Regions from separate parts of the Homo sapiens genome. Here region 2 is linked to region 1. A link is a loop called in an ENCODE intact Hi-C map of the cell type or tissue named here. Cell type or tissue: heart left ventricle. All regions are shown on one strand. Each heading gives the region's core, and the rest is flanking DNA. Links, peaks and the distances in the headings are about the cores only.

The links. Hi-C counts contacts between places; a loop is a spot of excess contacts. Peaks named below come from ENCODE experiments on the same cell type or tissue, not always from the same donor. Only the 100,000 strongest peaks of a DNase experiment are listed, where the experiment ranks them.
Region 2: it touches region 1 in a loop (4-fold over the local background); 6 of 110 quality-filtered maps call a loop at or near these places.

What each region holds. Positions count from the first base shown.
Region 1 is chr12:119,403,695-119,418,946 of GRCh38, reverse strand. All of the region lies in intron 1 of CCDC60 (coiled-coil domain containing 60), which reads right to left. The region is part of intron 2 of PRKAB1-AS1 (PRKAB1, TMEM233 and CCDC60 antisense RNA 1); the gene reads left to right. Among named protein-coding and RNA genes, the nearest start is that of CCDC60, 77 kb to the right of the region's middle. In heart left ventricle, for the core only: CTCF peaks have their summits at 5,386 and 5,585 (motif pointing right); a DNase peak (open chromatin) is centred at 5,568.
Region 2 is chr12:119,177,665-119,192,916 of GRCh38, reverse strand. It overlaps HSPB8 (heat shock protein family B (small) member 8), which reads right to left and starts at 13,986. Exons shown (of 3, transcript NM_014365.3): 1 at 13,238-13,986; 2 at 5,829-5,892. The coding sequence starts at 13,604. It overlaps HSPB8-AS1 (HSPB8 antisense RNA 1), which reads left to right and starts at 8,822. Exons shown (of 3, transcript XR_007063482.1): 1 at 8,822-8,990; 2 at 9,896-10,043; 3 at 10,715-11,750. RefSeq lists an enhancer at 13,634-14,383. In heart left ventricle, for the core only: no CTCF peak of the experiment used is centred there; DNase peaks (open chromatin) are centred at 8,431 and 12,004; H3K4me3 peaks cover 6,110 bases; H3K27ac peaks cover 8,000 bases.

The DNA.
Region 1 (15,252 bases), core at 2,536-10,535:
CCGCCTGCTGGCAAGTTCTTTCTTGGAGAGAAGTCCAAGGGATACACCTCTTTGTATTCTAACAATGTCATAAAAGAGGAAGAAGGCAGAAGATCTGTTTCTCTAGGACACCAAGGGGACACAACAACTAAATGAAATGCATGGTCCCTTGATTGAATGCTGGACTGGAGACAAGGCTATAAAGGGCATGACTGGGATAACTAGGGACATCTGCACATGAACTTTATGTTAGATAACAGCATTGGGGCTCACGCCTGTAATCCCAGCACTTTGGGAGGTTGAGGTGGGTGGATCACCTGAGGTCAGGAGTTGGAGACCAGCCTGACCAACATGGTGAAATCCTGTCTCTATTGAAAATACAAAAATTAGCTGGGCGTGGTGGCGTGCACCTGTAGTCCCAGCTACTCAGGAGGCTGAGGCAGGAGAATCACTTGACCCCAGGAGGCAGAGGCTGCAGTGAACTGAGATTGCGCCACTGCACTCCAGCCTGGGGAACAGAGTGAGACCCCATCTCAAAAAAAAAAAAAAAAAAAAAAAAAAAAAAAAAAAAAAAAAAAAAAGAAAGAAAGAAAAGGAAAAAGAAAGAAAAAGATAATAGCACTGGGTTAATGTGAAATTTCTGTGTTAACTGTATTGTGACTATGAAGGAGAATGTCCTTCGGTAATACATGCTGAAGTGTTTAGGTGTGAAGTGTCTGTAACTGACTTTCAAGAGGCTCAGCTTAAAAAATTGTAAATATACACACATATTATATATATAGTACATACATACATATATACACACATGTATGCATACATACATACATATGAAAAATATGGAAACATGTTAAAAACATGACAAAAAGATAACATTGTGAATTTAAGTTAAGGGTATTTGACTGCCTGTTGTACTATTTTTGCAAACTTTCTGTAGGTTTGGAATCTTCTACAATCTTTTACAAGTTAGGGAAAAAATATGAAGTGACTGAAACCCCAGTTTCAGGTTTTCCTTTGCTGCAGTTAATTTGCTTGGGTCTTCCGTAAATGTCAGTGAAGCAGGACTGCCTTATGGAAGCCGTGCTTTGGGAATAAAGGAAGGGTCTGGGCTTCTTGCTGACATTCAGGGTGGGAGCTTGGATGAAGTTGGGAAACAAAGGTAGGACCCATGCCCCTGAGGCTGGAGAAATTGTGGCCCAGCAGAACCTACAAGTCACCACCTGTCATAGTTTTTTGGTTGATTTGTTTGTTTTGGCTAAGTGTTGAGGCCCTGGCTATGTCAGTACCTCTTCTTGAGGACTTAATTAAGGTCACACCTTAACCACTTCCTTTACTGGGCTCTCTGGGGCCACTATGCACCTGCTCAGGACCAGGTACTAGTTAAATAACTAGGGGGACAGAGCCTGATTGTATCTAATAGAGCAGAAGTAACTCCATAAAAGGAAATTGGGTGCTCTGGGAAGGAGGATTGTATGCCTGCCTGTCAGCCAAAAGCCAATAAAAGAGATAAAGTAAGAGAAAAAGGAAAAAGGGGGGTAGAAAGAAAAATCTTGCTGATGTATTCCAAAAAGTAAAGATAAACCATTTCCTCCTCCAGGCAACATCCCAGGCTGGTTAACAAGATCTCTCTTCCTCAGGATGACTGAAGTTTGGGACCAAATCGCTATTTGTTGTGGGGGATTTTCTTGTACATCATACAATGTAGCATCTCTCCTGCAAGTTACAACAATAAAAATGTCTCCAGACATTGCCAAGTGTCCTCTGGGAAGCAGAATCACCCTCAATTGAGAACACTACTGAGTTAAACTTTGATGAGGGGAGGGGTGGGAATGTTCTTTTTTTCTTTTTTTTAGACAGAGTTTCGCTCTTGTTGCCCAGGCTGGAGTGCAATGGCGCGATCTTGGCTCACTGCAACTTCTGCCTCCAGGTTTAAGCAATTCTCCTGCCTCAGCCTCCCAAGTAGCTAGGATTACAGGCATGTGCCACCATGCCCGAATAATTTTGTATTTTTTTGTATAGATGGGGTTTCACCATGTTGGTCAGGCTGGTCTCAAACTCCTGGCCTCAGGTGATCTGCCCATCTCAGCCTCCCAAAGTGCTGGGATTACAGGCATGAGCCACGTCGACCGGCCGGGAATCTCTTTATAAAGACTCCATTCTAAATCCTGGCCCAACCCTTGATTTGTGGGGAAATTTTTGAAAAAACTCAGGGCACCTGAAAGAAAAAGATAACCAGCAAAATAAGCATTCTATTTAATGCCATGCAATTTATCTGTTCTTCAGTCCTGCTTCAGGCTGGAGCCCTCTTCCCACCTATAGAGTTGTTTTGAAGTAAAAAAAAATCTATTGAGCTGTGTGAGGAAAGCTGTAATCAGCAGGGATTTTTTTCCCCTTCCTAAAGATTCCAATTTTTCTGTGTAAGTTCTATTTGTTCTTTGTGTAAGGGCCTCAGTAATAAAGAACTTCATTTTCTACCCTTGATGGCCATTTTGAATGTAGCTGGATATTCCTCACTGGAGTGTGTTCATGAATGAGACCTCCCTGTTTGTCCCACAGCAGACACTGCCTTATTATTATTATCATTATTATTTGAGACAGAGTCTTGCTCTTGTTTCCCAGGCTGGAGTGCAATGGTGTGATCTCGGCTCACTGTAACCTCTGCCTCCTGGGTTCAAGCAATTCTCCTGCCTCAGCCTCCTGAGTAGCTGGGATTACAGGCATGCAACACCTCGCCCGGCTAATTTGTATTTTTAGTAGAGATGGGTTTCTCCATGTTGGTCAGGCTGGTCTCGAACTCCTGACCTCAGGTGATCCGCCTGCCTTGGCCTCCTAGAATGCTGGGATTACAGGCGTGAACCACTACGCCTCGCCAACACTGCCTTATTTAATCCTCATGCCAACCCTATAAGGAATCCTTATTCCTGTTTTCCTGGAAAGGAAACCCAGTATCTGAGAGGTTAAGTCAATTATTCAAGGTCACAGAGACAGGAAGTGGGAGAGCTCAGTACCCTCCAATCCTTGATACCCTCCCCTCCCCTTATCTAATCCAGGGATCAGCAAACTACAGCCTGCAGCTGGCTTTTGTATATTACAGTTTTATTGGGCACAGTCACACCCATGTGCTTATTACTGTCTGTGGATGTTTTCCTGTTATAACAGCGAAGTTTAGTAGTTATTTCAGAGGCTGCACAGCCTAGAATGTTACCATCTGGCCCTTTCCAGAAAAAGTTTACTAAGCCCTGAGCTAATTTACCAAGTTGTTGACTTTGCTTCCTAGAGAGCTCTCCAGTCTTTTCCCTCCATTGTCTTCCCACCAGTGTCATTCCCACGCTGCTGCAAGCCACCTGGACAACAGACACAGCCTCCGATGACCTCTCTCCTCCATTCTTGTTTTCCTTGTCCATTGTCCACATAGCTGACCCTTCCAAAATGCACACCCAATCCCATGACTCCATTGCCTAAAATTTTCCTTATTGTTTTTAGACTAAAGTCCAAAATCCTTGATGGGAACTACACAGCTCTGTGATCTAGCTCCTGCCTTCAGTGTGATCTTGCATTGCTCCACTGTCCTGATCTCTATGGTCTAGCCAGTGAGCCTCCCTTAAGTGTCTTGCTCATTCTGATCACAGGGTCTTTGCACCTGCTGCCCTTTTTTCCTAGGATGCTTTTGTGCTATCAGTTCACTTTCAATTTGTTAGCTGTGGTTTATCCTTTAACTCTTTGCTGTGATGCATTCCTTGGTCTCTGTAAGCCTGGCAGGCTGTCATATAAGGATGCACAGGTTGGACGCTGCACAACTCTGGAGAGATACACTATTTGCATTTTAGTCTAAGTGAATGGAATCTCCCTTTAATCAGTGAGTGGAAAAAAAGGTGAGGCTAAGTCACCGAAACTGACAAATTATTGAAGAATTGCTACACATCAGCACTGTGCTAAGCATTTTGCATTATCAATCTCATTTACTTCTTCCAACAAACCAATGAGATGGTTATTAAAAAATAACTGTCCCTTTTACAGAAGGAGAAATGGAAGAATAGATGAAGTTGTTCAAGGTTACACAATTGGTCAGTGGTCAGAACCAGGATGAGAACCCTGGTCTTCCTGCATTTAAAACTAGGTTTCAGGCCAGGTGTGGTGGCTCATGCCTGTAATCCCAGAACTTTGGGAGGGCAAGATGGATCAGTTGAGGCCAGGCGTTTGAGACCAGCCTGGGCAACATAGTGAGACCTCTCTCTCTACAAAAAACAAAACAATTAGCTGGACATGGTGGCATGCACCTGTAGCCCTTGCTACTCAGGAGGCTGAGGCAGGAGGATCACTTAAGCTCGAGAGTTTGAGGTTGTGGTGAGCTATGATTGCACCATTGCACTCCAGCCTGGGCAACAGAGTAAAACTCTGTCTCTAAAAACAAAACAAAATGAAATAAAAACAAAAACCAAAACAAGACAAAAAACTTGAGTCCTCAGCCATTAAGCCTCCCTGAAAATTCAGTCTTCCCATCCTTTGAACTGGAAGGAAAGACATTATTCCACTATTTTCTTTCTTAAATCCTTCCTGTTTTTAAAGAAGGGTTTGCTGAGAAGGAAGGTGAGTATGAAGAGGGTTGAGGGAGACACACAGTGAGGATGGCTCCAGCTAATAAAGACAAGAGTGGCCGGGCGTGGTGGCTCACACCTGTAATCCCAGCACTTTGGGAGGTTGCGGCAGGCAGATCTCTTGAGGTCAGGAGTTAGAGACCGGCTTGGCCAACACGGTGAAATCCCCTCTCTTCTACAAAGAAAAGAAGTAGCTGGGTGTGGTGGTGCGTGCCTGTAATCCCAGCTACTTGGGAGGCTGAGGGAGAAGAATCGCTTGAACCCAGGAGGCAGGGGTTGTGGTTAGCCAAGATCGCACCACTGCACTCCAGCCTGGGTGACAGAGTGAGATACCATCTAAAAAAAAGCAAACCAGAGTGATAGACAGTGCAGGGTTAGGAGGGGGCCTGGGAGAAGAGGTGAGGGAGGGGGAACTGACATCCAGAAAAGAACCCACAAGCAGCTAAAGGACTGTATTATTGTTTTTTCCTGTGTGAGGTGCAATGTAACCTTCTCCCTCTCTTCTGTGAACCCTTCAGTAAAATCCCCATTACGCACTGGCACATATGGAGTGGGGACTGCTCTCTGAGGGGCTTGAGGAGCCAGGCCCCAAGGTGGGCTGGGGGAGCAGAGGTGGACAAGGGACGGATTCAGGAGAAAAGAATGTGGAGTCGGAATCCCCTCTCCATGCACCACACCTGCGTGACCCGAAGAAAGTCATCTCTTGTGTACCTCCGGGCTCCCACCTGGCACTGCCTAATCTTCATGCAGGGGCCATGAGGATGCTGAGAGGCCCACTTGGTACACAGGGCTTTGTGAACCAAAACAAGCCAAGGAAATGTCACTATTACTCTCACTATACCAGGAGTACCTGTAGTTTATACACATTGAATCAATTATGAGCTATGAATGAAAAATATAACTTGTGTGAGATCACGAAAATGTTCCCCCCGCGATGCCTTAAGGGCCGAGCAAGACTGTCAGTGACCCGATGGTCAGCAAAAGTAGCGATGCAGCGATATAACAGTAGGTGGCGCTAGATGCCATAGCTTTCAATCAAGTCCTGGTTTCTTTTAATCTCTTTCTCTGCCTCCCTCTTCTCTCACTTGATTGAAATGGAAATTGGCTGCCAGCATCAATGAGCCCCCAGCAGCCCTGAGACTGAGCTGGCATGCCAACAGCCAATGTGTTATCCACCCAGTTAAAAAAATTAATCAAATGCATTAATCTCATAAGCTCTTTTGAAAGACTAGGTATGAGGGGCCAGCAGTCCAGCTGTCAGACCCTGGGAGCTAATGGGAATCTGTACGATGGGCTAGCGGCTGCTGTTCAAAGTCCTGGAGGAGCTTCAGGAAACAGGAGCCCCGGGATGTGACAACCACTCTATTCTGTATCGTGAACCTTGCAAATGGCGTGTCTGGAAATGCGGGAGGCTTGAGATGGCAAATGGGCTCCAATCTGAGCGCTAGCTTCAATCTACCCACGAGTAGTCATTCTGTCTGGAGTGTCCTCCAGTCCAGTCTTATCAGAAGAAGTATCTGTGATTGATTAGCAATGTCTGCCACAGACCCAGTAAGGAACAGCAGCATCAATGTGCCCCATTACCATTCCTGCATGGGGGGGTGGGGGGGGGTGGGGGGCTTTACCTGTCTTTTCTCATTAAATATTCACAGCCACTCCAAAAGTTGATAGCATGATTATCTCTATTTTCTGATTAAGAGAACCGAGACCCAGAGAAGTTAAATAACTTGCCAGAGGTCACCCAGCGAGTGAGTGAGGGCTAGAACCAGAAGTTTAAACGTATCCTGTTGGCTGCAGGGCTCTGTTTATTGCATATTACACCACAGTTTACTTCCTTTCTTGGAAATGAAAAAATTTATTTGGCAATTCATCCTGGATAAATGAAACAAAGAGTGACCTAAGAAAGTATCCTTTCATATTGCCAATGTCCTGATAAGAAGGATGTGTGTTGGTGGTTAAGCCCCCAAGTGGCTTCCATCCGTTTTCTCTCTCCCTGGAAGAAGATAAAGTTGACATCTCTGCAACAATCAAGTGAACCCCCTGAAGGTCCAAAGAAACACAGCCTCCCATTGGCTAATAACTTTTAACCTCATTTTTTTTTTTTAATGTGAAGAGCAGAAGCAGAGCTGAGCTTAAGCCACTGGTGAAAGAGAAAAGAGCCAAGATTCAGGAGAGCTGCTTGGGGCTGGATGAAGCTTGACTCTTGGGCTGAGCTTTAGTGTGACACCAGAGATGCTGGGATATGAATTCTACAATGCTGTCCCCTGGATGCCATTCGATGGAAATTTACATGGATTACCTTTTGAGGCTCAGTGAGGGGCAAGAGCAGCTCACATATTTCTTAAATATCTATTAGGAGTTAGAAAATATCTGAGGATGTGGTGCTGAACAAGGGGCCATCCTTTCCTCAGGGATCTGGTGGTCTAGTAGGAGACACTTAACTACAATGTAGGAAAGTGCAGGCATCAAACCGTGTGGGGGCTGGAAGGGTTGTTGGCAGCGATTCAGACTGTGCTGAACACAAAACTTGGGGGAAAGGGTGTATCGGGGCTCAGAACATGATACCCCAAAACATGGTGCCTTGGCATGCTAAGTATTTTGGATGGAAAGAGATGGGAACAGGCTCAGAAACAAGGTCTCTCTGACTTTCTTTCCACCTCTCCTCTTTCTCTCCCGAGAAGGTCATAGAAACTGGAATTTCTCACCCCCAAGGTGAGAACCAGCTCTGTCTGGTTCCTTCTGTCTGAAACACCTATAGGGCAGAAAAAGTAAAACCTTTTACCTCACCCATCACAAGGGTCTTGGATGACATCACCATAACAAAAGACATATTAATGAGAGAAAAGCATAACAATTTTTTTCTTTTTTTGAGATGGAGTCTCGCTCTGTTGCCCAGGCTGGAGTCCAGTGGTGTGATCTCGGCTCACTGCAGCCTCCGCCTCCCGGGTTCAGAACATGAACGAGGCTTTTCACCCCCAAGCTGGCTCACAGAAACTAGAATTTCGCTCTCCCAAAGCAAGCCATAAAACCTAGAAAGGCTACTGTCTGGCCTCCTCCCTTCCATCCTGATGGTTCTATGTGACATGTTTCTGGTCCCATACCTGGGGGAAAAATGTCTTACAGAGACACAGAAAAGAATCTGAACAAACATGCCTTCCTAAGCACACCTCCCCTTAGGTTTACTACCTTTAGATAACACCCCTTTTTGTCCAATCACGTTTCTCTACAACTATCCACTCTTCTCATCAGACTTAGCATAAAAACACAGTTTTCCCTTGGTCTTTGGGTCTCCATTTCTGAAGGCTCCCATGTTATGTAAAACTTCGGTTAAAAAAATAAATGTGGCCGGGCGCAGTGGCTCATGCCAGTAATCCCAGCACTTTGGGAGGCTGAGGTGTGGGGATCACTTGAGGCCAGCCTAGCCAACATGGCAAAACCCTGTCTCTACTAAAAAAAAATACAAAAATTAGCTGAGTGTAGTGGTGCGTGCCTGTAGTCCCAGCTACTCAGAAGGCTGAGGCAGGAGAATTGCTTGAGCTGGGGAGGCAGAGGCTGCAGTGAGCTGAGATCGCGCCACCGCACTGCAGCCCGAGTGACAGAGCGAGACTCTGTCTCAAAAAAAATTGTTATGCTTTTCTTTCATTAATACGTCTTTTGTTATGGGGATATCATCCAAGAACTGTGATGGGTGAGGTAAAGGGTTTTACTTTTTCTGCCCTATAGGTGTTTCAGACAGAAGGAACCAGAAGGAGCTGGAATGGTTGGAATGCAGAGTATGGGATGTGTGTGTGTGCCTGTGTGTGTGTGTGTATTGGGGTGTGGTGATGAAGGTTTTCCTGATGTCACGAGGCAGGAGAGAACATTCCTGAAGCTGGTAATGCTGTTGAGAAGCCATTTCGGCAAAATCAGCTTAGGGGTGAGGGCCCAGTGAAGGACTGAAGATGGAGCACTGAGTTTTCTGTCATTTCATTTTTTATTACTTTAGTTTTTTTAAAGCAAGTAGTATTTTCAAATGGTTTAAAAAAATGTATCAAAAGGTACATCACTTTTTAAAATGTATTACTTCCACCTTGTCCTCAAACCATTCATTTCCCTCCCTGGAAATGAATAGTGTTATCAAGTTCTTGTGTATCCTTCCAGAGAGATTTGGAAACCACACACACACACACACACAGACACACACACACACACACTCTTTCCAACACTAGCATCTACCTTTCACACAAATACACATGGTAGCACTGTTTGTGTCCTGATTTCCCCTGACATAACAATGTATCTTGGAGAGCGTCAGGGTATTGAGTATCGTGGGACTATAAGGAGGCTGGAGCAGGTTGATGCCAAACTCTTGAGTCTTTGGAGCTGAATCTGGGAACAAGAGTGGTGGCTAAGAGGCTGTCATTAATGCATGGATTGGAGCTCTGAGAAGAGGATGGAATTGGAAGTTAAGGTAAGGAGTGTTGAATTAACTGTCAGAGAGGGAGGTGGGAAAAGAGGGCAGAGAGAGAGAAAGAGTGAGAAGGAGACACACAGAGAGAGGCAGACAGACAGAGACAGAGAGGGGGGCCTTGGAGGGAGGAGGGGAGAAGAGGATACTAAGATTATGAAGATTAGAAGGCCAAAGACTGACACACGGGGAAACTGTCAAGGAACACAGAGGACCAAGAAGATACGGAAAAGCCTGCCTGTTTCTGTAAATAAAGTTTTATTAGAACACAGAAAATGGATATTGAGTGAAATCCCAGTCTTCTATGTTTGCAAAATCTCAAATCATTTATCTTTTTGCATTTCTTAATTGTTTGTTGGTGTGAGGGCTGGAGTACATTTTGGGGACAATAAAGATGTCATTCATTAAGGTCTTGCTGCTGCCTAGTAGCTGCAATACCTCCTCTTCCTCATTGCAAGGGAGACCTTCAGTAGATAACCAGGCAACTTCCCAAGGTGTTACAGAAGTTCTTTTTGGCTGTCACAACTTGCTGGGGGTTGGGGGGTGGTGCATCTAGTAAGTAGATGCCCATGATGCTGCTAAACATCCTACAATATACAGGACAGTCCTTCTTCCCCCACAAAGCCGTATCAGCTCCAAACTTTCAAGAGTGCTGAGGTTGAGCAACACTGTTGCTAAGACAAGAGCTGTGTTTTTATTTTGCCTGGAGATCCCGGGGCACCCAGCACCCAGGTTGGCGATGATCAGGATCTAGGTTTTGCTTTCCCCTACACCGGAGTCTGTGGTAGGCAGCCTCTTAAGATATCCCCCATGATACCCACCTCCTGGTACTCACACTCTTGTATAATCTCCTCCCCTGGAGGTTGGGCTGAACCTAGTAACTCACTTCTAATGACTAGAACATGGCAAAAGTGATGCAATGTCCCTTCTGAGATGAGGTTACAGGATAAACATGGCTTCTGTCTTGGGCACCTGCTCTTGATCTGGGGAAAACCAGCTTCCAAGTTGTGAGCTTCTCTTTGGGAGAGGTCCACATAGCAAGAAACTTATTAGGTTGGTGCCAATGTCATTGCGGTTATTGCTATTACTCTTTGTTTTTTTTTTGAGACGGAGTCTCGCTCTGTCACCCAGGCTGGAGTGCAGTGGCCTGATCTCGGCTCACTGCAAGCTCTGCCTCCAGGTTCACACCATTCTCCTGCCTCAGCCTCCCAAGTAGCTGGGACTACAGGCGCCCGCCACCACGCCTGGCTAATTTTTTGTATTTTTTTTAGTAGAGACAGGGTTTCACCGTGTTAGCCAGGATGGTTTCGATCTCCTGACCTCGTGATCCACCCACCTCGGCCTCCCAAAGTGCTGAGATTACAGGTGTGAGCCACTGCGCCCAGCCCTTGCTATTACTTTTAAATGGCAGAAACCACAACTACGTTTGCACCAGCCTAATACATCTCTAGCCTACAGCCAGAAAGCACCTGATACCAGCCAATAGCCAAGTGTATGAGCTCAGGAGTGAGCCGTCTCCCTGTTGAGTCTTGAAATAACTGTAGGCCCAGCTGCCATCTTCAGTGTGGCCTCAGGAGATCCTGAAGCAGAGGCTCCCAGCTAAGCCATGCCTAGATTCCCGACCCACAGAGATTGTGAGATAATCAATGTTTGTTGCCTTAAGCTGCTAAGGTTTAGAGTAATTTGTCACATAGAAATATGTAACTGAAATACAGCTATACAGGAATAAACTCTCCACAAGAAACAGTTGATGATTTGGGTTACATAAACTCATTTACTTTCTCTTTAGGGGCTAGTCACAAAATTAATAGCTCTTCTTTGACTATAACAGTCTCCCCTATTGGCAAGAAAAATGTGTTGGTCTGTTTCAGGGTGTGAGCCATTAGCTGGCTCCCATATGCATTTAAAAAAAACCTTTTTATTTCTAATAAAATAAAGCAGAGAAAACCTTTTTATTTTTAATTTAATTTAATTTTTTGTCCACGGCCTGGGCATGACTTGGTTGTAAACAAGATCATTCCATAACTGAACTACCACAGGAGACAGTAGATTGTAGTATTGAAAAGCACAGACTTAATCAGACAGACTTGGTTTTAAATCCCAGCTCTGCCATTTGCTAACTGTTTGGGCAAGAGCCATAAGAAATACACCTTCTGGAGTGCCCATTTTATGGGTTAAAAAAAAGCCACTACCAAGGCATGGAGGGGCAGAGTGACTGCATATAACTACAGGGTCAGGAAATGAACCCAGTGGTGATCATTAAGTGAAGAAACTACTGGGTCGTTTCCAAGGTAAGCAAGTAGAACAACAATCTCGGGCTTTCTTAATTGGTACATATGCATGCATGTGTGCTTGGATAGATACAACATATTTTTAGTAATTAATTAATTTATTTTTGAGACAGGGTCTTGCTCTGTCACCCAGACTGGAGTGCAGTGGCATGATCATAGCTCGCTGCAGTCTCGAACTCTCGGGCTCAAGTGATCCTCCTTCCTGAGGCTCCCAAGTAGCTGGGACCACAGGCACGTGCCACCATGCCTGGCTAATTAAATTTCTTTTTCTTTTCTTTTCTTTTCTTTTTTTTTGTAGAGGTGAGTTGTCACTATGTTGCCGAGGCTGATGTTGAACTCCTAGCCTCAAGTAATTGTCCCGCCTTGGCCTCCCAAAGTGCTGGGATTATAGGTGTGAGCCACAGTGCCTGGCCAGATACATCATCTTATAATTTTAATTTTCCTACTGCACTTGGCCACCTGGCTTCTAGTGTTATGCTCCATTTACGTACACACACCCCACCTGGATGGGACATTCATGCCAAGGGCAGTCAGAATATACCCCCCTATGGCCCTGGATGTCCCCTCGGTGTTCTCTGCTGACCCCACTGGCATTGTGGTGACTGTTCTGGCACCTCTCATGACAAGAAGATATTTGTCCTTAGCTGTCCCTAAAGTGGTATTTCCAGCCAGCGTGTTATGAACATTGAATGCTGTAAAGACTCACTGCTGATGAAGGAACTTTACAAACATGAAACCAAAATGCAGCCGTGATGCCTGTCACCATGTCTCAGTCCCTGGAGGAAGTAGAGAAACCCTAGTGTATTGCATCCTCTGGTGCTCTGGCTTCAGCCTGAGGATCAGTGGGGGTATGTAGGTAAGTGGGTGGGGCTGGAGCACCAAGACTTGGCTTATATTCATGAAGTAAAAAGAAAACCAAGCAGCTCCAATTTAAAACCTTTTTTTTTTTTTGCTATATTCAGCTTACCTTTTTATTATGTTTTGTATTCATATTTTAAACATATTCAAAACCACTGATTTAAGCAGCTATTCCTCTTACATTGTAAATGCTGTTTTCTCTCTCCTCCTCTGGATTCTAGCATTGCAATGTATGCGAGGAGTATGACCTTGTCACATTGTGTTTTTGGTTTCAGGCACAATGCCAAACAAAGAGTGGCTTCTTGGCAGTTATTTGTTCAGTGAGTGGATGAAGGGATGAAAATAAAACTTCAATATGTGTTGATTTTTCAACTTTTAGACAACTCAGAGACAAAGCCTGGGAAACTGAATTATGGGTATGGAATGTGAATGCTATTGATCTTGACAATGTAAAAATAGTAATAAAGACGCAAGGGGAGCTGATGAGACCCTCATCTCTTCCACAAAGTAAGGAGTCAAAGACGCTGTCTAGGGTGAATGAGGCAAGAAGACCCCAACTCTCTCTCTCTCTCTCTATATATATATATCTATATATATATATATTTTTTGAGACAGAGTTTCCCTCTTGTTGCCCAGGCTGGAGTGCAATGGCACGATCTCTGCTCACCACAATCTCTGCCTCCCGGGTTCAAGCGATTCTCCTGCCTCAGCCTCCTGAATAGCTGGGATTACAGGCATGTGCCACCACTCCCAGCTAATTTTGTATTTTTAGTAAGGGCGGAGTTTCTCTATGTTGGTCAGGCTGGTCTCGAACTCCTGATCTCTGGGGATCCGCCTGCCTTGGCCTCCCAAAGTGCTGGGATTACAGGCGTGAGCCACCACACCCAGCCTCATCTATATTTTTTAATTACAGAATTAACCACTAGGGGAGCTGAAGGTAAGGCTACTTTTGGAGGGTGGGAGTTAGGGGTGGGGAGTGGTGTGGGGATGCGGTAACTAGATCCTCATCTTTCACAGCAGAAAATTATTCAAGTTTTAAATGCATAAACTAAGAAATACACGTAAAACTTATATAATTTAGAGGCACGGGTCATTGGAGGAAGTAGCAAAAAGTGTTAGACACGGCTGCCCTGAGGGATGGCATCAAGGATGAGAAGAGGGCAGGGAAGAGGGACTCCTGCTTTACAGCAGAAGATTTTTGATGATATTTGTTTTTGGTTTTTTTTAAATCTGAGAATGTTTTACATTAATTTTCTAAAAACTAACAGAGTTTGAGAGCCCTAGTTGGAGTTAAAATACAGAGCCCGACTTTGTTACCGTGAAAATCAACAAGCACAACAAGCCTTGTAATATCCATGCTCATTTCAGAGTCAAGACAAAATTAATTTGGAAAAGAAAATACAGCCGGGGAACAGAGTTAGCAACCTCAGGAAATTCAAGGAAATGTAATTGAGTAAGAATTATCTCCTTAATTACTTATGACCAAATCAATAACAACGCTGGATGAGAAACCGCAGTTGCCACCAATGAGGATCAAGTCGCTGAGAAACCAATTGGGGTTCAGGCTTGTTTGAAAAGCAAAACACCTTCCTCTTGGTTGTTAGCAAACACGGTTCCTGGGGGTGTGCACGGAGACAGGAGAAGGCTGCAGTTTGCAGCCTGGGGTGGAGAAATGAGCTGAACTTGCTTATTATTTTCAAACGTGAAAGCCTGAATAGAGGAGCTCCTTTCTCCAAAGAGGAGCAAGCATGGATGCCCTTGATGATGTCAAATGCTCATTTTCATGCTTTCCTGGGGTTAATCAGAGACCCAAGCAGGTTCATCATGCAAATTAGAAGGAGGTGAGCCAAGTGCCTCAAAGGTAGGTGAGGGAGCATTTTTGTTTGCAGATCACAAGCTTTTTGTGGGAACTGCAAAGATTTCTTTCAAACCATCTCCATGTGCCTTTGGGGAGGGAGTGGTGAGGATCTTTGTCTCTAAGGGGCCCTGCTGGGCACGACCCTCTAGATCTGTCATGGTTTTGGAGCTGGGTTAAGATCTTATCTAGAGCTGAGATTCAAGAGTGCCCTATCTGCCTAACCTCTGACAGACCTACCTGTCCTCATCCCTGTTGGGGTCTTTGGCAACTAACCAGGACCTTCTCAAGTCCATCTCACACTTGGTGCCTTGCTCCTTGCTCTTCTGACCTGTGGACTTGTCAATAAATCATCCTCACTGTCCAGATATTTCTCCATTCAAAAAGGTCTTCCTGAGCCCCTCTGGGGGTCCCAGCTCAGAGCTAGGAAACACACACCCACCCCCAAACTCCCTCTCAGGGTCTCATTGATGGCAGGGTGGTGGGGGGGAGGTAGGCAGATAATTAAGCAGTTATGATATCATATGATGTAGCTGTGGTGGGAGTGAGGGAGCTGGAGGTGTGAGCACACAACTGACCCAGCAAGGGTGGAGGACAGTCAGAAGGATAAACAAAATGACTTTTTATTTTTTTTGGAGACAGAATCTCACTCTGTCAACCAGGCTGGAGTGCAGTGGCGTGATCTTGGCTCACTGCAATCTCAGCCTCCCGGGTTCAAGTGATTCTCCTGCCTCAGCCTCCCAAGTAGCTGAGATTACAGGCATATGCAACCATGCCCAGCTAACTTTTTTGTATTTTTAGTAGAGACAGAGTTTCGCCATGTTGGCCAGGCTGTTCTCGAACTCCTGACCTCAAGTGATCTGCCCACCTCGGCCTCCAAAAGTGCTGGGATTCTAGGCATGAGCCACTGTGCCCGGCCTAAAGGAAATGACTTCTGAGTACAGTTCTAAAGGATGAGGAATGATTAGTATGTGAGGTGATGGATATGTTAATTAGCTTGATTCAATCATCCCACAATGTATACATACATCAAAACATCACGTTGTATGCCATAAATATATACAATTTTTCATTTTTCAATTGAAAAAATAAATAAAAGAAGAGGAAGGAGGAAGATGTGCCAGGCAGAGGGGACAGCATTTGCAAAGATCGGGATGGAGGTGAGTGAGAACTTGATAGTGAAGGTGGCTCAGTCCAGCTGGAGCATAGCAATAGGGTTGGTGGAGGGGA
Region 2 (15,252 bases), core at 4,700-12,699, 230 kb after region 1:
ACGAGATCTGACGGTTTTATAAGATTTTTTGCTTGGTTCTCATTTTCTCTCTTGTCTGCTGCCATGTAAGACGTGCCTTTCACCTTTTGCCATGATTGTGAGGCCTCCCCAGCCATGTGGAACTGTGAGTCCATTAAAACTCTTTTTTTCATATATATATCAATTATGTAGTCTCAGGTATGTCTTTATCAGCAGTGTGAAAACAGACTAATACAATCACTTAGCAGATCATTATTATCTTGTTCTTCCTTTTATTTTTTTGGGACAGAGTCTCACTCTGTCACCTAGGCTGGAGTTCAGTGGCGCGATCTTGGTTCACTGCAAGTTCCGCCTCCCAAGGTTCAAGCAATTCTCCTGCCTCAGCCTCCTGAGTAGTGTGGATTACAGACACCCACCACCATGCCTGGCTAATTTTTGTATTTTTAGTAGAGATGGGGTTTCACCATGTTGGCCAGGCTGGTCTCGAACTCCTGACCTTGTGATCCACCCACCTCAGCCTCCCAAAGTGCTGAGATAACAGGCGTGAGCCACCGAGCCCAGCCAATTATCTTGTTCTTAAAACTCAGTTATAGACAATACTTGGTTGGAGTATTGTAAGAGGATGATTAAGAGGTAAGAATTAATATGCCCATTCTACAGATCACTAAACAGAGACTTGGGGGAAATCAAATGACAAGCTCAACAAGTGAGAAAGCATCGAAGATGGAATTTCTAAACCTAAATCTGGTCCAACTTCTAATAAGGTATTTTTATGATTTTTGGATTGCTTTGGGTGAATGAGACTATTGAGAATTTGGTTTCTTCAACAAACTATTAAAACTGTGAGGACATATTAGTGATCTCATTGGGGTGCCATTATTTTTTTTAACCATGAAATCCATGACCTTCTGAGTACTTTCTATGTGCCAGGTACTTTAGCTGAATCATATCATTTTGGTGTTAACAATAATCCCACCAGGCAGATTCCATTGCTATCCCCATCTTACAGATGAGGAAATTGAGACTCAGAGAAGTGAACTGCTTTGCCCAAGGTTGCTCAGCTGGCAAATGGCAGATAGGAAATGGAATTGGAATCCTGGTCTCCAAACTCAGAGTATCTGACCATGATGCTCTCCTGCCTCCCCCAGCACCAGACATTTGAAAGAAGGACTATGGCAGGAAGGACCGGCAGTTCAATCAAAATCTTTCCACTGATCCCTGCTGGCTCTGCCTATTGTAAATACGAGGGTCTTGATGAAAGAACCAAGGCATGAGGTAAGCCCATTCCTGATCATAGGCAGGACTCCTTCTGGAGGGGCTGGGGAGTTTTTTTTTTTTCTTTCTTTCTTTCTTTTTTTGTGGGTACAACAACCTGTAGCCACATGAGCCGTATCTACCCAGGAGATTCCTTGCCAGATTGGAACCATGGAGATGAACAAGGCTGCTTCTGGGAAGCCCATTTGGAAGAAAAAGAGGGAACTAGAAAGCTGCCAAGTCAAGCTTTTGAAGCGGAGACAAAGTCAAAAGTTTAGACCTCCCTCCCAATGCTGGGGATGGGCTGACTGTTTAACCATGTGCACACCAACCCAGTGCACACCAGGTACAGTGTGACAGGGTGGCTATGGCCTAGAGCATGGGTTTTGCAGGCAGGCTGACGTGCATTCAAATTCTGACTCTTCCTGACCACACAACATGGGGCTGGTGATCTTGACTCTTTGAACCTGTTTCTTTGCAGAAAAAAAGGGGGCAATAATAGTACCCACCTCTTAGGGTGGAGTGAGAATTACGTTGCAGTCTTTGACCTTACATGTTGGCATCTTGACAGCAAGATGGAGTATCATACAAATTGCAGGATCATTGAACCACAGAGTATCAGGGCCCCAAAGGATCTTCCTGATTGTCCATGACAATGCTCTTATATTACTTATGGGGAAACTGAAACTCAGAGAGATAGACAAGTCCAAGGTCTCTAACCAAGTGACTTGTATTTAAACCCATTTGGTGGGAAAGTAATTCCTCTTCAGTTCTCTTTCAGTGCTTCTACTTACATCTGAAGGAATGTCTCTGCTAAGTACTAACATGCCTTTAACGCCTTTAGCCTCTATCACTTGCTACCTTCCCTTTTTAACAATGAGAGAGCTGAGGCCCTTAGGCAGGCAATATTATCTAGTTAGAATTTAACCACAGTTTGCTTTCATTGGATTTATTTCATGATCGCTTTCCTCAGTGAACATTTCAGTGATAAGAATTTAACTTTATCAAAAATGAGATGATCTAAAAGAAAAAAAAACCTTTAGTAAATCATGGTACAGCAATGTAAGCATATAAGGCAAAAAATAGTGAAGATGGGATGTGAATGACGGTATTGCAAATGACTGTAATTTGGTTTCCCCTAACCAAATAGGAAGATCATGGACTTTGAAAGCTGAGACCCAAGACCTCTCCCTCTCCTCCTTATTCAGTCCAAATGGGGCTTTTCACACAGAGATGGATGTGTTGAGATGAATTTCCTTGCCATGGTTAAGGCAAACAGCTGCAGCATCCTGCCTGGGTGGAAATCTCCAAGGATCTCAGCCTGGCTGAAGGAATCTCCCTGTCCTCTAATGACTGGAGTTTTCCCTGGGAGAGGAGGCAACGAGGACTCCTGAGATTGGTCCAGAGGTGTCCCAGACCCCAGTTCGACTCCTAGGTGTCTAGAGTCTGGGCAGAGCCAGGAGCTCCCAGGAGTCCCAGCTGCTGGAGTGTGAGTCCAGCCTTGTGAAGCCTTTTCATAATATTAATTCCCATGGACCAAGCCCTGAGTCTGTATTCCATGCTTAATGCGTTATACACATCCTCTCACTCCCATCACAACCCCTCCATGCAGGGATGTGGGAATGGAAGGTCAGAGCAGTTAAGCAAGTTGCCCCAAGTTACCCACTCACTTTCTCATGGAGCCAGGACTCCCTGCACCCGGAGCTGAGATTCAAAATATTTAACAACTAGTGCAGCTGGGCACTGACCATTCAGAAGGGATGGGTGCATGTCATAGTGATGGAGGAGGGTCCTGGGACCCTTTAGTTGTTGGAAGGTGGAGAGGTTTAGAGGGTCCTGGGGACAAGATCAGAGTGACTGGGGTTGGCTAGGGAGGGCTCAGGGCAATAGCTAGCCAATATTCAGGGGTCCCCATCCCCCGGATCATGGACCGGCACCCATCTGTGGCCTGTTAGGAACCAGGCTTCACATCAGGAGGTGAGCAGCAGTTCAGCCAGCATTACTGCCTGAGCTCCGCCTCCTGTCAGATCAGCAGTGGCATTAGATTCTCATAGGAGCTTGAACCCTGTTGTGAACTGTGCATGCGAGGGATCTAGGTTGCATGCTTCTTATGAGAATCTAATGCCCGATGATCTGAGGTGGAACAGTTTCATTCCCCAGTCCATGGAAAAATTGCCTTCTACGAAACTGGTCCCTGGTGCCAAAAAGGTTGGGGACCACTGAATATTTTAACAACTAGCCCAGCTCAGCAGCTGAGCACCAGCCTGGAGCAATTTCAGGCATTTCTCATCAGGTTACTTCCAGCAAGCTATCTCCCCTAAGGCCTTGGAGCATGTGAAATACACACACACACACACACACACACACACACACACACACACCCCTTTTAAGATGATTAATTCACTTCTTTCTTACACAGTCCCTTTTACAGCTATGCCCTGCTTGTGACTCCACCCTGAGACCTCATTTGAGCCTTGACATCAGCTTCCCCCCACCCCCTGCCTTCCTTCCTCTCCCTCAGCAATGTTTAATCTGCTTGCTAAACCAGGGAGAGGTGTGGGGCACGGAGATGCCAGGCAAGCCAGCAAACACGAAGAACAAATGGTTTGGCGTTTGCCTTATCAGGAAGTGTCCACAGGCTTCCAAGAACTGCAGAGGCTGTGGGAGGGCCAGGGACGGACATGTGGGGGAAGAGACAGGAATGTAGAATCCCAAGCTGGAAGAAGCCTCAGAATTCAGCTAGTGTGATCTCTCCACACACAGAATTTCTTTGCAAAGGCTGATGGAAAAGTTAAGAGTCAACAATAACAATAGTAATAATGAACTCCCACTTATGAGGACCTACGCTGGGCCATGACCTTATGTCACTTTCAGCCAGGAACTCTGCAAGGCTGGAATCAGCATCCCTTTCACAGATGAGGAAACAGCATTCCTTGCCCAAGGACTGAGCATGGAACTCAGAGGTCAGGGATCTATTCTGGGCCCTTCTAAATTCTAGCTGTAAAGACCTTGGGTATGTCCTTTCACCTGTGGGAGACTTAGTTTCCCTGTATTGCAAGGAGGGTCATGTCTCCTCTCCGATGCACACTTTTGCTGCAAAGGCTAAATGCAACGATGGCTTGGAAAAGAGTTTAGGGGCCAGGCGCAGTGGCTCACACCTGTAATCCCAGCACTTTGGGAGGCAGAGGCGGGCAGATCACTTGAAGTCAGGAGATCAAGACCAGGCTGGCCAAACATGGTGAAACCCCGTCTCTACTAAAAATACAAAAATTAGCCAGGCATGGTGGCATGCACCTGTAATCCCAGCTACTTGGGAGATTGAGGCCGGAGAATTGCTTGAACCCAGGAGGCAGAGGTTGCAGTGAGCTGACATCGTGCCACTGCACTCCAGCCTGGGCAACAGAGTGAGACTCCATCTCAAAAAAAAAAAAAAAAAGAGAGAGAGAGAGAGAGAGAGTTTAGGGGCCAGAAACGCACATAGTGGAGTGACGCTGATTGCTGATTAGGGAGAAGGTATGTATGAAGCACCTGGCAGTTGTTTAAGTGCAGCCATCGTGACCACACTGTGCAACTCTGCTCCCTATAGGTACTGCCAGCTAGGGGCTCGTGGTGGCTTTGGTTCATGGCCTCAGCCTGATTGTCCTTGGCTGCTCTCACGGTTCCCCCAGGCTCCCTTTCCCTGTTAAACATGAATCCCTTCTACTCCCCTCAGCAAAATAGCTCTTCCTGTGTCCCAGTGTCTCAGCCTCCAAACCTCTCTGGGTAGTATGCAGTGTTCTCAGGACACTTTCCAACTTCATTTTTGTGGATGCCCTAGAGAAGGTGCTCATTTTCCTGGCAGGGCAGAGGCTGAGCAAGCAGCCTGGAAGATATTCTGCTGGGGCATTTGGGGAATCAGGGGATGGTCTTTCTGGATGGTGACAGGGGTCCTCCCTCAGCTATGCCCCATGGGTAGGGGCTGTGTGATTGTGGACAAGTCATTGTCTTGCTTACCCTCAGATGCTTAGTCTATAAAAGGGAGTTGTTCCCCGGGTGCAGTGGCTCAAGCCTCTAATCCCAGCACTTTGAGAGGCTGAGGTGGGTGGATCGCTTGAGCCCAGGAGTTCAAGACCAGTGTGGGCAACATGGCGAAACCCCATCTCTACTAAACAAATACAAAAAATTAGCCGGACATGGTGGCACATGCCTGTAATCCCAACTACTCAGGAGGCTGAGGCACACGGACCGCTTGAACCCAGGAGGTGGAGGTTGCAGTGAGCTGGGATCACACCGCTGCACTCCAGACTGGGTGACAGAGTGAGACTCGGTCTCAAGATAAATAAATAAATAATAAATAAATAAAATGGGGTTTTTAATACCCACCTCACAGGGCACCGAGCAGATGAGATGATGCAATCTATGTGCTCCCCCTTCTGGGACCCTATTACAGGTCTGCTGGGATATTTTCTCCTCGTTAGGTGTGAGGGTTCAATTCCCTGCCCCAAGGAGGTGTCTTAAAAGAGAGATGCCCAAGAGGGAGAGACCCCAGATCATGGGTCCCAGGTGTGCCCCCTCCTCCACTCCCACCCTGAGCTCCATGACTCCAGGTTACTTACTGGATTTTCTTTGTGAAGTTCTTAGAAACAATGCCACCTTCTTGCTGTTTCTCTTCATGTTTGCCTGGAAGGAAGAAAAGTGTGGCGTGTCAGCATCTATGTTCCTTGGGCATCCTTCAGGACTGAGGCTTGGGTTCAAATCCTGGCCCTGGACCTGCCTTGCTGTGTGACTTAGGCCTACCCTAGAGACTCTAGTTATCTAAGCCTCAAGGACCTTGTCTGCCATACAGACCCACCTAAGTCCACTTCCAAGGCTGGCTATGAAGGTGAAATAAGATAATTGATGGAAAGGAGGCGTAGACCGTGGTTTGTAGTTAATTAAGGGTTAGTCTGAGGAAATCGCAGAAACTTCTGTGTTGTACCAAATCTTCCATGTGTTGTACCAAATCTTCCAAGTCTCCCACCTGACTCCTCTTCTCTAACCTGCCAGTAGAACCCTGGGTCTGACATCCCAGACTGGATGGCAGGCTTGAAGCGGGGTCACATGCTGAGGGCGACTCTGCCATGTAGCTTGCTTTATAGCTAACAGAGTGCTTTCCTAACTCTGAGCCCAGACGTCGTTCTCCCTTTGTTTCCAACATGGAAACTGAGGCTTGGTGATGGATCCAGGGTCGCCCAGCAGGTCCCTGGTGGCTCTGAGCTTTGAATCAGCTCTCTCTGAGTCTAGGCCAAGTTCTAGGTCCTGATGCCTCTCTGCTCTTGAATTTCTGTCTGTTCCAGCTCCCGATTAGCTCTTTAAGCCACATTATCTGTACCCAGTAGTGAAAGCACAGCCTGGAAAAAGAATGCTTCAATCTGCCAAAAACACCCAGCTTTTCCTAAGGGCACTGTGGATGTGAAATTCCACCAGACCTCTCGCCTCTTAACCTGTGGTAAGAGAGGGCTTCCCAACCCCCTCAGGGAGGAAAAAGATGAAATTACAAGAAGACTTGGGCCTAAACTGGTTTTGATCTTGTAATGTATATAGCACATTCTAATTCTCTCGGTCTCTCCTCATTCTTTTTTTCTTTAATAGAGAGAGTGTCTGTAGTTTCTCTTTAAACAAACAAGATTAGTACAACAGTGGGGCCATTCGGCTGTTACTTTTCACTCCTCATTTGTGGGGCCACCTTCTGGAGGCAAGAACCCTCATTTACACAGGGAGGTGCTTCTGAGGGGCCTTGAAATCTAGAATGTAAACAACTTTGTTGAATATAGCAGTCCAGATTTTTTTAAACTGACAACTTATAGCTAATTACTTTTAATTATTTCTTTGTTAATAGCTTTTTTTGTGCTTTAAGATAGTGCATGTGTATGTTAGAAAATGCAGAAAATAGGCCGGGCATAGTGGCTCACTCTTATAATGTCTGCACTTTGGGAGACTGAGACAGGAGGATGACTCGAGGCCAGGAGTTTGAGACCAGCCTGGACAACATAGAGAGGCACTGTTTCTAAAAATAATAATAATAATAATAATAGGCAGGGCGTGGTGACTTATGCCTGTAATCCCAGCACTTTGGGAGGCCGAGGCAGGTGGATCACGAGGTCAAGAGATCGAGACCTTCCTGGCCAACACGGTGAAACTCCGTCTCTACTAAAAATACAAAAATTAGCTGGACATGGTGGCACGTGCCTATAGTCCCAGCTACTTGGGAGGCTGAGGCAGGAGAATTGCTTGAACCCGGGAGGCAGAGGTTGCAGTGAGGCGAGATCGCGCCACTGCGCTCCAGCCCAGCAAAAGGGTGAGACTCTGTCTCAAAATAATAATAATAATTACTATTATTATTATTATCCAGGTGTGATGGTGTGTGCCTGTAGTCCTAGCTATTTGGGAGGCTGAGGTGGGAAGATTGCTTGAGCCCAGGAGTTTGAGGTTACAGTAAGCTATAATGCACCACTGCACTCCAGCCTGGGCAACAGAGTGAGATCTGGTCTCTAAATTTAAAAAAAACAACAATAACAAAAGAAAAAATTAAAAAAAAAAGCCATCAAAACTACTTATAATCCTGTCACCCCACGGAAGCTATTAATAATATCTTTTATATGTTCCGACTTTTCTATGTTTCTCAGAAATGTGTAAATGTTACATAGTATCCATGTATATCAGTATTCTATCAAATGGGATAGTTCTCTGCATTATGTTTGGAACTTATTTTTCTCTCTTGCTAACACATTATAATTACTTTTCCATATTACCAAATATTCTTTGACAACATAATTTTTAATGGCTGCAGTGTTCTATTGAGGAATACATAAGAGCTAATTTAACCAATCCCCTACTTTGGGGTGCTGAAGAGTTTCCAACGTTGGCGAGAACTTCGTGGCCCTGAACATTCTTGTAGCTAGAACCTCACACCAGGCCGCCCTATGACTTCTTTAGGATTAACTGAGGACTAATGCAACTTCCAGAATTTCTAAGGCTTAATCTATGTTCCTAAATTGCTCTCAGCAAAAGAAATTCATTTTAAACTGGAGTGTCTGGCTAACCAGAACATGCTATCCTGTGAATGTGTGGCCGCTTAAAGAGTCTACCTTGTGCTGCCAACTCCATGACCACCAACTGCCTGGCTCTAGCACAGGCCTGTGCCCAGAAGAGCACTGTCTGTTCTTTGGTACCCTCCCCACAGCCAGGGCGCCGGGAGACCTGCTTCCCCTGGGGACAGGCCAGTGCCTCTGACTCAGCCCTTTTGCATCCTAGAATCCTCCTGCATGCTGGTGTCCTGGGAATAAAAACTGATAATATAAATAATAATAGCAAGTAATATAGCGCTTCCTTGGTGTCAGCCACTGTTCTAAGCACCTTATCTGTATCAACTCCTTTAATTTTTGCAACAACCTTAAATAATAATAGTAAAATAATAATATAAGCAGGCATTTTCATTATTGTCATTTTGTAGATAGGAAACCCGAAGTTCAGAGAGGTTAAGTGCTGTATCCAAGGTCACACAGCTTGGAAGTGACTGGTGCAAAGATTCAAAAGCAGGCAGACAGGTTCTGGAATATTGGGTGTTGGACTTAAGTCTCTACTCTGACATTTCCTGGCACATCTCTAAGTTTCTCTGAGCCTCAGTTTATTCTTCTCTGAAATGGGAATGACGACACCTATCTTACCGGGTTACCGTAGGAAGCAAATGAAAGCGAGTCACAGAATGGCTTTGGAAGTTGTAAAAGTACCATGTGAAGGTAAACACTTGTGGTTTATTTTGATGTTTGGGGAAAAGACTGCTCCTCAGAAACTAGGTGCCTCTGTCTGCTCTGAAAATAGGGTATTGGGGTGAGGGAAGGGAGGATCTCTGAGCAGGGAAAGCTCCAAGATTTCCAAAAGAGGGGCCTGGAGGTGGGGTTAACCTCATTTAAAGAGAGTGTTGCTAGGAGGATCATCTTGAAACTCAATTTGCTTATCATTTGCCTACTTAGATTGGGGCAGCTTAAGGATTATGAGTGATTTTTAATTTCTTATTTTGCTTTCCTAACTACATATTTTATCATGAAGACATTTTATTTTTGTAAACTGAAAAAAGTAATTATTATGATTTTTAGAAATACATCCAGAGGCTAGGAGAAGTCAGAAACCCCTTGCAGACATGCTTTTTTCAACATGCCTCAGAGAAATGTAGGTGGAACACTATTGGCCCAGCTAAAGAAAGAAAGTGCTGTTTCCAGGGAAGGCAGAGTCCCTGGGACTAAGGAGAAGGGGTGGAAATAAGGCCTTGGGGCTTTCCAGTCTCTATCTTAGCCAGGGTCTGGCCCAGTGGCCCATGAAGGGAACATTTCTTGGCTGGTGGTTGCAGGATGGGGGTAGGGGAATCTGAGGCTTGCTGGAAATTGTCTAGTCCAGCATTTTCCAAACACTTCCTTGAATGAGACACTCATACGTGGTCAGATAAGATAGGGCTGCCTCTTAGAGATTCATAAACTACATTAGTGACTTAAAGGCTCTGATAAGTCCTGCAGTGAGAAGACCTGTTTATAATTTTGTTTTTACTGGCACCATACAAGACCTTGAACTCTCCTGCTCCTGTTTCTAGATGCCTAGTAACAGCTTGAAGTACATTGGTAAATTCTGATCTTGTCTACCTCTTCATAAGACCAACAGTAAAACTGAGGCTCCAGAGGCTGTGGGATTTGCTCAGGGCCACACCGCCAGAAGTAGATCCAGCCATCCTGACTCAGAACCAGCCAGAGAGGCCTGACATTGAATGTCAGACACTGCCAGGGAGAAGTGGGTAATCTCAGGTGAGTTACTTTCTCTGGGCCTCGGCTTCCTTATCTGTATAATGGGGTTAACAAACCTACCCACACTTCCTAGGAGGTCCTTGTGAGGAACCACTGAGCCACCACATGTAGGCCTTTAGCACGTGCTTGTGGAGGAACGGATTTGTCATTTTGTGGTATAGGGTGGGAAACTGGATCTGACTTCCAACTTCCCTTGAAAATTGCTTTTTATTTATTTTTATTTTTTATTTTTTTTGAGACAGAATTTCTTTCTTGTTGCCCAGGCTGGAATGCAGTGGCACGGTCTCAGCTCACTGCAACCTCCACCTCCCAGGTTCAAGCGATTCTCCTGCCTCAGACTCCTGAGTAGCTGGGATTACAGGCGCTCACCACCACACCCGGCTAATTTTTGTATTTTTAGTAGAACGGGGTTTCGCCATGTTGACCAGACTGGTCTCAGACTCCTGACCTTAAGCGATCCTCCCGCCTTGGCCTCCCAAAATGCTGGGATTACAGGCATGAGCCACCGCACCCGGCCCGAAAGTTGCTTCTTAAATAGAGCTCCTGATATCAATTTTATTTTTAAACCCCTTTTATGAAAGCCCTTGTATGGACTCTCAGGGAATTTGGATTTTGTCTAGCCGATGTCACTAATTGCATGTCTGAAAAGCTTTGTCTTTGTCTTATTTAAGCTCCCAATGACCCCATTTTACAGACGTGGAAATTGAGACTGCATGACTCACCCAAAGCCTCTGGATTAGTAAGATACTTAGCTGAGATCTCAACATGGAGCTGCCAGACCCCACCTGTTATGAAGCACCTACAAAAGAGGATGGTGAAAAACCCTCCAGGCTGGACAGAGGGTCTCCTAGAGGGACCACAGGGTGGAGTCGACCCTTGGACTTGGGCTAGAAGCATCTAAGACCCTAATTAAAACAAGGACAGAAGGAATGGTGATAATCGGTCTGTTTACAGAGTGCCAGGCAAGCACTATTATTAGCTCCATTTTATAGACACTCCGCATATATTATCATAGATAGTCTGCATATGTTTAATCTTTCCTACACCCTTACAGGACAGATATTATTATGGTCTCCATTCTGCAAATAGGAGAAATGAGGCTCAGAGGGATGAAGACTTTCTCGTCCACATCCGCCATGCTAGTGAACAGCAGTGCTGGGATCTGAACCCAGGTTTCAAAGAGCATCTATTATTCATTATTTATTGGGGCCTTCCTGGATGCCTGACACTATAACAATAACGACGACAATAATAATACTAATTCCTTGTGTTCCAGGTCATAGAATGTGAAAGGAAAATAAATCTTGGGGCCCCCAAATCACTAAGCTAAAGGGAAAAGTCAAGCTGGGAACTGTTTAGGGCCAACCTACCCCCCATTCTATTCAAAGGCAGCCCTCTGCTCACTGACATAGATGCATTATCTGTTTGTCTCCTTTGGAAAGGCTAATCAGAAACTCAAAAGAATGCGACCATTTGTCTCTCACCTACCTGTGACCTGGAAAACCCCTCCCTGCTTCAAGTTGTCCTGCATTTCTAGATCGAACCAATGTACTTCTTACATATATTGATTGATGTCTCATGTCTCTCTAAAATGTATAAAATTAAGCTGTGCCCAGACCACCTTGGGCATGTGACAGGAGGACTTCCTGAGGCTGTGTCATGGGAGTGTCCTCAACCTCGGCAAAATAAACTTCCTAAATGAACTGAGATCTGTCTCAGATTTTCTGGGTTCACAGGTATGTACACATTTTACAGCATCACCTCACTTAAAACAACAATCCTTATGGTATAACCATTTGAACCCTAATTTCCAGATGAGGAAACAAAACAGAAGCACAAAGTGAAGTAATTTGCACATCCTGCTGGTTAAAGTTGGAGCCAGTTTCGGAACTCATGCCCTGCTCCCCAGCCAACTCAGAAATCTGGCTGACCCTGTCATCAGCACGTGGCCCCAGCGTGTCTCCCAGCCCACCACACCCGCTGGAGCCTCTGATGTTTATAATTCTACCAGGACTGGCTTGAAACTCCCCCTGAATGCTGCTGGGGCTTGTTCCTGCCCAGCCTGTGTTTGCAATGGCTTTGACTGATTTTCTGGAAGGCAAGCCTCTGCCGGGAACACATTCTTTTTAATGGAGTGTTAATCAGGAGGGAAGGAAAAGAAAGATTTTTCTACTGCCCAGCTTCACAGGGGCTGAGCTTCCTGTCTTCTCTCATTTTTCCCCCTAGTATGTTTATTTCTCCCAGGGTGGGATGCGGCAGTGAGAGCCCTGGGCCTAAAGCTGTGCATAGGCCCAGTCCCTACTCCACTCCTATTGCTGACTCATGGCATGACTGTGAACGAGTCCCACCTAGGCCTCAGCCTCCTCAGCTGCAAGATGGGCCTACCCTGCTACCCTGGAGTGGACTGAGGATGATTTTGGAGAAGTATAAGAATGTCAGCCCACCCTTGGCACCTAGTAGGTGCTCAGTAAATCATCACTTCTTCTTTCTGGCCTCCTAATTCCCAGACAACCTGGGTCTGACTCCTTGGTGGCCTTGAACAAGTTACTTTAATCTCTCCGTGCCTCAGTTTCCTCATCTGAAAAAAGAAGATAAACAGTACCCACCTCCTCTGGTTGTGGTATTAGCTGAGATATTATAGGCAACAGCAGTTAGCAAAGTGCTGAGCGAATAGTTAGCACTCAGAGTTACCAGTTAGTGTTACTACAATTACTGGTAAGCCTCAGTTTCCCTGTCTGGGACAAGGAGAGGTGTTTCACCGGAAACCAGTTGCGGTTATTAACACTATCATTGTTCAGCCTTAACGTGCACTTCTAGACTCTGTTATGATGCTGGAGTGCACAAAATCCCGTTTCTTCTTTGTTTTTTAATTCTTTGATATCTGCTTAACCTATTCTTTATATTAAATGCCCTCTGTCAAAATATCCAACATGGTTTCTATTTTCCTGTCTGTACCATGATTGATGAGCACCCAGAGGCCCCAATAGCTGAGTCAGGCAGGTTAAGATCTCTGCTGGGAGCCGGGAGAGAAGTTTTCCGTAAAGATAACTTTGCAGGCTGCATTCCTGAGCCCTGAGGTCACCTGTGTCACACTGTCCCAACGTCAGCTCCCAGGAAACTTTCTCTGGCTATTCCCAGGGCTGAGGGCTACATCCCGGCCTCCCCATTCTCTCTCCCTCCTGCCCCTGACTTACCAGACACCTCCACGTATCCATCTTTGGTCTTCACCATCAACTCCTCTGGCTTGAAGCTGTGCACATTCACACACACTTTCCAGGGCTCCCCAGGGAAGGGTGGGGGGGTCCTGCCCTCGGCAGGCACCCCAAACCTGGCGGTGGCAGTGGGGCCCCGGGGCACCATGCCCGACCTTAGGGTGCCTGGCCAGGCGGAGGAGAGACGAGGCAGAGCCCAGTCGGGCCAAGAGGCTGTCAAGTCGTCTGGGAAGGGGTCCATGCCAAAGCCATCATCCAGCAGGCGAGAGGAGAGGGGAGAGTCCCGGAAGGGGTCTCGGCGCAGGCGGCTTGGGTAGTGGCAGGAGAAGGGCATCTGACCGTCAGCCATGGTGGCTGCTCAGCTCAGAGAGAAACAGAGGCTCAGAGAGACAGAACCACCTGCCCAAGGTCACACAACAAGGTGGTGTGGCTGGGCTAGCTTATTCTTCAGCTTCCGAAAATGCTGCTTTTCTGCAGGGAGAAGCAGAACCAACCACTGCCAGGGACGGTTGTGTCCCCTCGACTGGGGTCCCAGCCCCCAAAGGTAACCCCCGGGGCAGATCCAGCAGAATCCCAGAGGGTCCCCGTCCGCACTGCCTCACGACAGACCGGCAAGCCACCGTCCTCCCAGGCTTCCCAGGCTGCCCAGGCTGGCAGCCAGAACCGCTGAGGTCTAGAGCGGAGCCAGGAGCTTAATAAACCCAGGGCACGCGCGCCTAGAAACTTCTTCTGGCTCCTTCTGGGCTGCAAGCCTTCTATTTATTTGCTGCTGGAGGCTGGAGGCGGGTTTTGCAAGCGTCTCCTGTCACAGGAATATTCGGAGGTGATGAACCAGCCCCGGAGAATCCGCGGAGGGAACAGCTGGGCTGTGGGGGGAGCTGGGAGGGGCCGCGTCCAAGTTCAGCCGGCCTCTCCGGACACTCTCTCCTCCCCTGGCCACTCCGCTCAGCTCCGCCCTCCTCTTGCTCCAGGAGCTGGAGCCGCCCTCCCCGAGCGGGGCACTAAGGCCTGGCTATTAATAACCCCGAGCCTGGCTGAGGGCTCAGGTCACCCTCTGGAAATACCTTCCCTAGAGCGTGTCGTATCCTGCCTTTCCCCTGGGGACCTGCAGAAAGGGAAGAGAGAGACAGGAGCCCAGTGGATTTGAAGGATGGCCCTGGGTTGCAATCCCCACTTACAAGATGGCCAAGCTCCTAGAGCCTCAATGCCCTCTGGGGAGATTGGTAAAGGAAAAAAAAAATTTTTTTAATGTGTATATATATATTCATATGACGCTTGTTAAAGTATGACAAGCAAGACTTTACTGGGCAGGGAAACTTTCTCCATAGATGTAGGGACCCCTGCAATGGGATTTTGCAGTGAGGGAGAAAGATTAGACTTGATTCCCAGTAGGTCATGGGTAAGTGTGAATTTGTAGCCAAGAAGCAGGTGGGGGGTCAGCGAATGGAAATTTACTAGGAGGGAAGTCCAGGAGTCAGAGGGATTCGGGCTCAGCTAACCTAAGAGGATTCTTGCTGAAGACAGGCCAGGGTGCTCAGACATCACCTGGGGGACCGCGGAGGATGAGGAAACTAATCAGATATCGAGGGTGATCAGAAATCGAAGATGGGTGGTTGCTACTAAACAGACTTAGCAGAGTTCATGCCAAAACTGAATTTTTCTTTCTTTCTTTTCTTTTTTTTTTTTGAGACAGAGTCTCACTCTGTCCCCCAGGCTAGAGCGCAGTTGCGCCATCTCCGCTCACTGCAACCTCCGCCTTCCAGGTTCAAGCGATTCTTCTGCCTCAGACTCCCGAGTAGCTGGGATTATAGGCACCCGCCATCGTGCCCGGCTAATTTTTGTATTTTTTAGTAGAGTTGGATTTCACCATCTTGGCCAGGCTGGTCTTGAACTCCTGACCTCATGATCCACCTGCCTCCACCTCCCAAAGTGCTGGGATTACAGACGTGAGCCACCTCGCCTGGCCCAAAACTGAATTTTTATAAGGAACCTCACTG